Regions from separate parts of the Homo sapiens genome. Here region 2 is linked to region 1. A link is an interaction called in ENCODE POLR2A ChIA-PET data of the cell type or tissue named here. Cell type or tissue: OCI-LY7. All regions are shown on one strand.

What was found. ChIA-PET counts read pairs that join two places held together with the same protein. Peaks named below come from ENCODE experiments on the same cell type or tissue, not always from the same donor. Only the 100,000 strongest peaks of a DNase experiment are listed, where the experiment ranks them.
Region 2: POLR2A ChIA-PET joins it to region 1 with 5 read pairs; 1 of 35 experiments calls an interaction of 5 or more read pairs at or near these places.

Annotation. Positions count from the first base shown.
Region 1 is chr12:56,717,531-56,720,030 of GRCh38, reverse strand. It overlaps NACA (nascent polypeptide associated complex subunit alpha), which reads left to right. Exons shown (of 9, transcript NM_001365896.1): 3 at 1-2,500. Among named protein-coding and RNA genes, the nearest start is that of NACA, 6.5 kb to the left of the region's middle. In OCI-LY7, no CTCF peak of the experiment used is centred here; no DNase peak of the experiment used is centred here; H3K4me3 peaks cover 678 bases; H3K27ac peaks cover 2,218 bases.
Region 2 is chr12:56,206,699-56,209,198 of GRCh38, reverse strand. It overlaps RNF41 (ring finger protein 41), which reads left to right. Exons shown (of 7, transcript NM_005785.4): 5 at 901-1,036; 6 at 1,450-1,553; 7 at 2,401-2,500. Among named protein-coding and RNA genes, the nearest start is that of RNF41, 14 kb to the left of the region's middle. RefSeq lists a silencer at 1,020-1,069. In OCI-LY7, a CTCF peak has its summit at 2,309; DNase peaks (open chromatin) are centred at 988 and 2,488; H3K4me3 peaks cover 915 bases; H3K27ac peaks cover 2,489 bases.

The DNA.
Region 1 (2,500 bases):
TCTGAGGATACCAGTCTCTCCTCCTCTGCCAGACCCTGAAGACCTCAAAAATCTCCCCAGTTCAGTATTGGTTAAATTTCCAACACAAAAAGACCTCCAAACTGTACCTGCCTCTCTTGAAGGAGCCCCTTTCTCTCCAGCCCAAGCAGGACTCACCACCAAGAAAGACCCTACTGTATTACCGTTAGTCCAGGCAGCCCCTAAAAATTCCCCTTCTTTCCAAAGTACATCCTCTTCTCCAGAGATACCTCTTTCTCCTGAAGCCACCCTAGCAAAGAAAAGCCTTGGGGAGCCTCTCCCTATAGGTAAGCCAGCCAGCAGTATGACCTCCCCTCTGGGTGTTAACTCCTCGGCCTCTGTAATCAAGACAGATTCTTATGCAGGCCCAGACTCTGCTGGTCCGCTTCTCAAAAGTTCTCTCATTACCCCAACAGTGGCTGCATTTCCTTTGGAAAGTGCTGACCCTGCCGGGGTGGCTCCCACAACTGCCAAAGGTACCTCAACTTATACAACTACAGCCAGCCCTTTTCTAGAAGGAACTGTCTCTTTAGCTCCTAAAAACCACCCAGTTAAGGAAGGTACTCTTACTACTTTACCCTTGGTTCCTACAGCTTCAGAAAATTGCCCTGTGGCTCCATCCCCCCAGAATACCTGTGCTCCTCTGGCTACCTTAGTGCTGGCCCCTGAAATCCCAAAGTCTGTGCCCTCACCCTCTCTTCCCCCAGCTGGGACTCCTCCAGGTACAAAAAAGGTTGATGGTATTTCTCATACTTCAGCATTGGCACCTGTTGCTTCCTCTCCCAAAGAGTGCCCAACTGAGGACTCTGGTGCTTCTGCTACTGCATCTTCCAAAGGAACTCTGACTTACCTAGCTGATTCCCCATCTCCTTTAGGGGTTAGTGTGTCTCCTCAGACTAAAAGACCTCCAACCAAGAAGGGTTCTGCTGGCCCTGATACTCCTATTGGAAATCTCTCATCCCCTGTTTCTCCAGTTGAAGCTTCATTTCTTCCAGAGAATAGTCTTTCTTTCCAAGGCTCTAAAGACTCACCAGCCACGACGCATTCTCCCACTCCTCCATCCCCCAAAGGGGCCCCTACTCCCTCAGCTGTGACTCCTCTGTCTCCCAAAGGAGTAACACTACCCCCCAAAGAGACCCCCACTCCTTCAGTGGTGAATCTGCCCTTCCCCAAAGAGGGTCCAGCTACTCCAGCACCCAAACAGGCTCCTGCTCTATCCATGACTTCTTCCTCCCCCAAAAAGGCCCGAGCAACTCCAGCCCCTAAAGGAATCCCAGCTTCCCCATCCCCCAAAGGGGCCCCCACACCCCCAGCTGCAACTCCTCCCTCCCCTAAAGGAGGCCCAGCTACCCCATCCCCGAAATGGGCCCCCACACCCCCAGCTGCAACTCCTCCCTCCCCAAAAGGAGGTCCAGCTACTCCATCCCCCAAAGGGGCCCCCACACCCCCAGCTGCAACTCCTCCCTCCCCCAAAGGAGGTCCAGCTACTCCATCCCCCAAAGGGGCCCCCACACCCCCAGCTGTGACTCCTCCCTCCCCCAAAGGAAGTCCAGCAGCTACCCCATTCCCCAAAGGGGCATCCACACCCCCAGCTGCAACTCCTCCCTCCCCCAAAGGAAGTCCAGCAGCTACCCCACTCCCCAAAGGGGCCCCCACAACCCCAGCTGCAACTCTTCCCTCCCCAAAAGGAGGTCCAGCTACCCCATCCCTCAAGGGGGCCCCCACTCCCCCAGCTGCGACTCCTCCCTCCCCAAAAGGAGGCCCAGCTACCCCATCCCCCAAAGGGGCCCCCATGCCCCCAGCTGCAACTCCTCCCTCCCCAAAAGGAGGTCTAGCTACCCCACCCCACAAAGGGGCACCCACAACCCCAGCTGCAACTCCTCCCTCCCCAAAAGGAGGTCTAGCTACCCCACCCCCAAAAGGGGCCCCCACAACCCCAGCTGCAACTCCTCCTTCCCCAAAAGGAGGTCTAGCTACCCCACCCCCAAAAGGGGCCCCCACAACCCCAGCTGCAACTCCTCCTTCCCCAAAAGGAGGTCTAGCTACCCCATCCCCCAAAGGGGCCCCCACAACCCCAGCTGCAACTCCTCCCTCCCCAAAAGGAGGTCTAGCTACCCCATCCCCCAAAGGGGCCCCCACAACCCCAGCTGCAACTCCTCCCTCCCCAAAAGGAGGTCTGGCTACCCCATCCCCCAAAGGGGCCCCCACAACCCCAGCTGCAACTCCTCCCTCCCCAAAAGGAGGCCCAGCTACCCCACCCCCCAAAGGGGCCCCCACTCCCCCAGCTGCAACTCCTCCCTCCCTAAAAGGAGGTCTAGCTACCCCACCCCACAAAGGGGCCCCCAATCCCGCAGTTGTAACTCCTCCCTCTCCAAAAGGAGGCCCAGCTACCTCACCCCCCAAAGGGGCCCCCACTCCTCCAGCTGCAACTCCTCCCTCCCCAAAAGGAAGCCCAGGTACCCCACCCCCCAAAGGGGCCCCC
Region 2 (2,500 bases), 510 kb after region 1:
GTAGATAAAAACAGTGTGTCAAAATAAATAAATAGGCCCCGTGCGGTGGCTCACGCCTGTAATCCCAGCACTTTGGGAGGACGAGGCGGGCGGATCACCTGAGGTCAGGAGTTCAAGACCAGCGTGGCCAACATGGTGAAACCCCATCTCTACTAAAAATATAAAAATTAGCCAGGTGTGGTGGTGGGCACCTGTAATCCCAGCTACTCGGGAGGCTGAGGCACAAGAATTACTTGAACCCATGAGGCGGAGGTTGCAGTGAGCTGAGACCGTGCCATTGCACTCCAGCCTGGGTGACAAGAGTGAAACTTGGTCTCGAAAAAAAAAAAAAAAGGCCAGGCGCGGTGGCTCACGCCTGTAATCCCAACACTTTGGAAGGCCGAGGGGGGCAGATCACGTGAGGCCAGGAGTTTGAGACCAGCCTGGCTAACATGGAGAAACCCCATTTCTACTAAAAATACAAAAAGTTAGCCGGCCATGGTGGCGCGCACCTGTAATCCCAGCTACTCGGGAGGCTGAGGCAGGAGAATCGCTTGAACCTGGGAGGCAGAGGTTGCGCTGAGCTGAGATCATGCCATCGCACTCCAGTTTGGGCAACAAGAGCGAAACTCCGTGTCAAAAAAAATAATAAAAATACAAAATAAAATAAATTTAAAAAATAGATAAAACACTGTGTCTTGATTGGGGAAAGAAATTTAAGGAAAATAGACAGCAAAGGGGCAAGTAGGAAGCTTGGACGAAGAAAGTGAAGGGAATAAACAAGAGGGAGGCCTGAAATGAATGTTAGAAATTTTGGGTAGGACAAAATCTACTTAGCAGTTATCTGCCACAGAATAGGCCATTTGCATACATGTCCCAGGGATCACCTCTGTTCTGCTCTTTCCCCACCCTGGTCTGCAGCCTGGAGATGCCCAAAGATGAGCTGCCCAACCATAACTGCATTAAGCACCTGCGCTCAGTGGTACAGCAGCAGCAGACACGCATCGCAGAGCTGGAGAAGACGTCAGCTGAACACAAACACCAGCTGGCGGAGCAGGTAGGCCCCAAGACACGGGGGAGAACATATCCCTCATATGCAGATAACTGCCTGCCTGTGGGTAATAAAAACCAGTTGTGAACACACAGACCAGTGCTTACACTTGTGAGCCTAGATGAGTGGATATTCTGCCTGTGGCTTAGCAGGGAATCAGATTGGAGCTCTCCTTGACTTTTCTTCATCCCATTCATAGCATTAATTCACCTACCAGTTATCACATGCCTCCTCTGTGAAGGCACATTTGTAAGTACTAAGGAGACAGCTGTGAGTGAGACAGTCTTATCCCTGTCTTCCTGAAGCTTACAAACTGGTTGTTCTTCAGATCTCTCAGTTGCCCTCATTCTTGGATAAACTTTTGTCTTTTTTCTGCTGTCTGCCTTAACCATTATTCCTGTTCTTCTTCCCCACAACAGAAGCGAGACATCCAGCTGCTAAAGGCATACATGCGTGCAATCCGCAGTGTCAACCCCAACCTTCAGAACCTGGAGGAGACAATTGAATACAACGAGATCCTAGAGTGAGTGTCACTCAGGACGTGGAGTGATTTCATGTCCTGACAACAAGGCCTGAAAGGAGGAAGAGCAGGAGAGTAGCAGAAGGAGGGCATTGGAGAGCTGGGCTGGGGGTCACTGCTTCTCAGATATTGGCATTAAGGACAGGGGCAGAGGAGAAGAGGATAACCCTTAGCTCCACTACAGGATGTCTTATGTGTTTGGGTGGATGGAGGGAAAGCCTGCCCAAGGATGCACTTTATCCAGAATTAGGTGAGTACCCATGTACAAAGCCCTGTATTAAAGGCTGTGGAGTGCTAGGAGGGCCAAAAAGAAATAGAAGATATCGTCCTGTCTTCAGGTAGCTTACAACCCAGAGAAGAGGAGGCAGAGTGCAAGTCCAGGAAAGTGATCTCTAAAATGCAGCAAAAACAAGCGAAGTATACAAGTGAAGTCTAAGATCTCTTTCAGTTCTGGAGTCCTATACAGTTCATAGAGTAAACTGTAAGTGTGAATCAATATATACAGGGCAAATAGTGCTGAGTGGGACATAGGATAGAGGAATAATTGTTTTATTCACTAAACATAGAGCACTAACTGTGTTAGGCGCTATATGTGCTAAGTATTGGAATTTCAAAGAAAAGTAACAGAGACAGAGTGCAGACTTGTGGAATTTAATCTGGTGAGTAACATGTGGTGACTCAGTTGGGACCAAGTGGGGAAAGATTTGGGGTTTCTGAGCCAATGATGGAAGGAAAGAAGGAAGAATAGGTAAGCTGAGTGCAGAGTGGGTAGTTATTTCTATTAGCAGAAAAAGCCAATACAGAGAAAGGAGATGAGCTGGAATGACCATCTTTAACCACCTCCACACAGGTGGGTGAACTCCCTTCAGCCAGCAAGAGTGACCCGCTGGGGAGGGATGATCTCGACTCCTGATGCTGTGCTCCAGGCTGTAATCAAGCGCTCCCTGGTG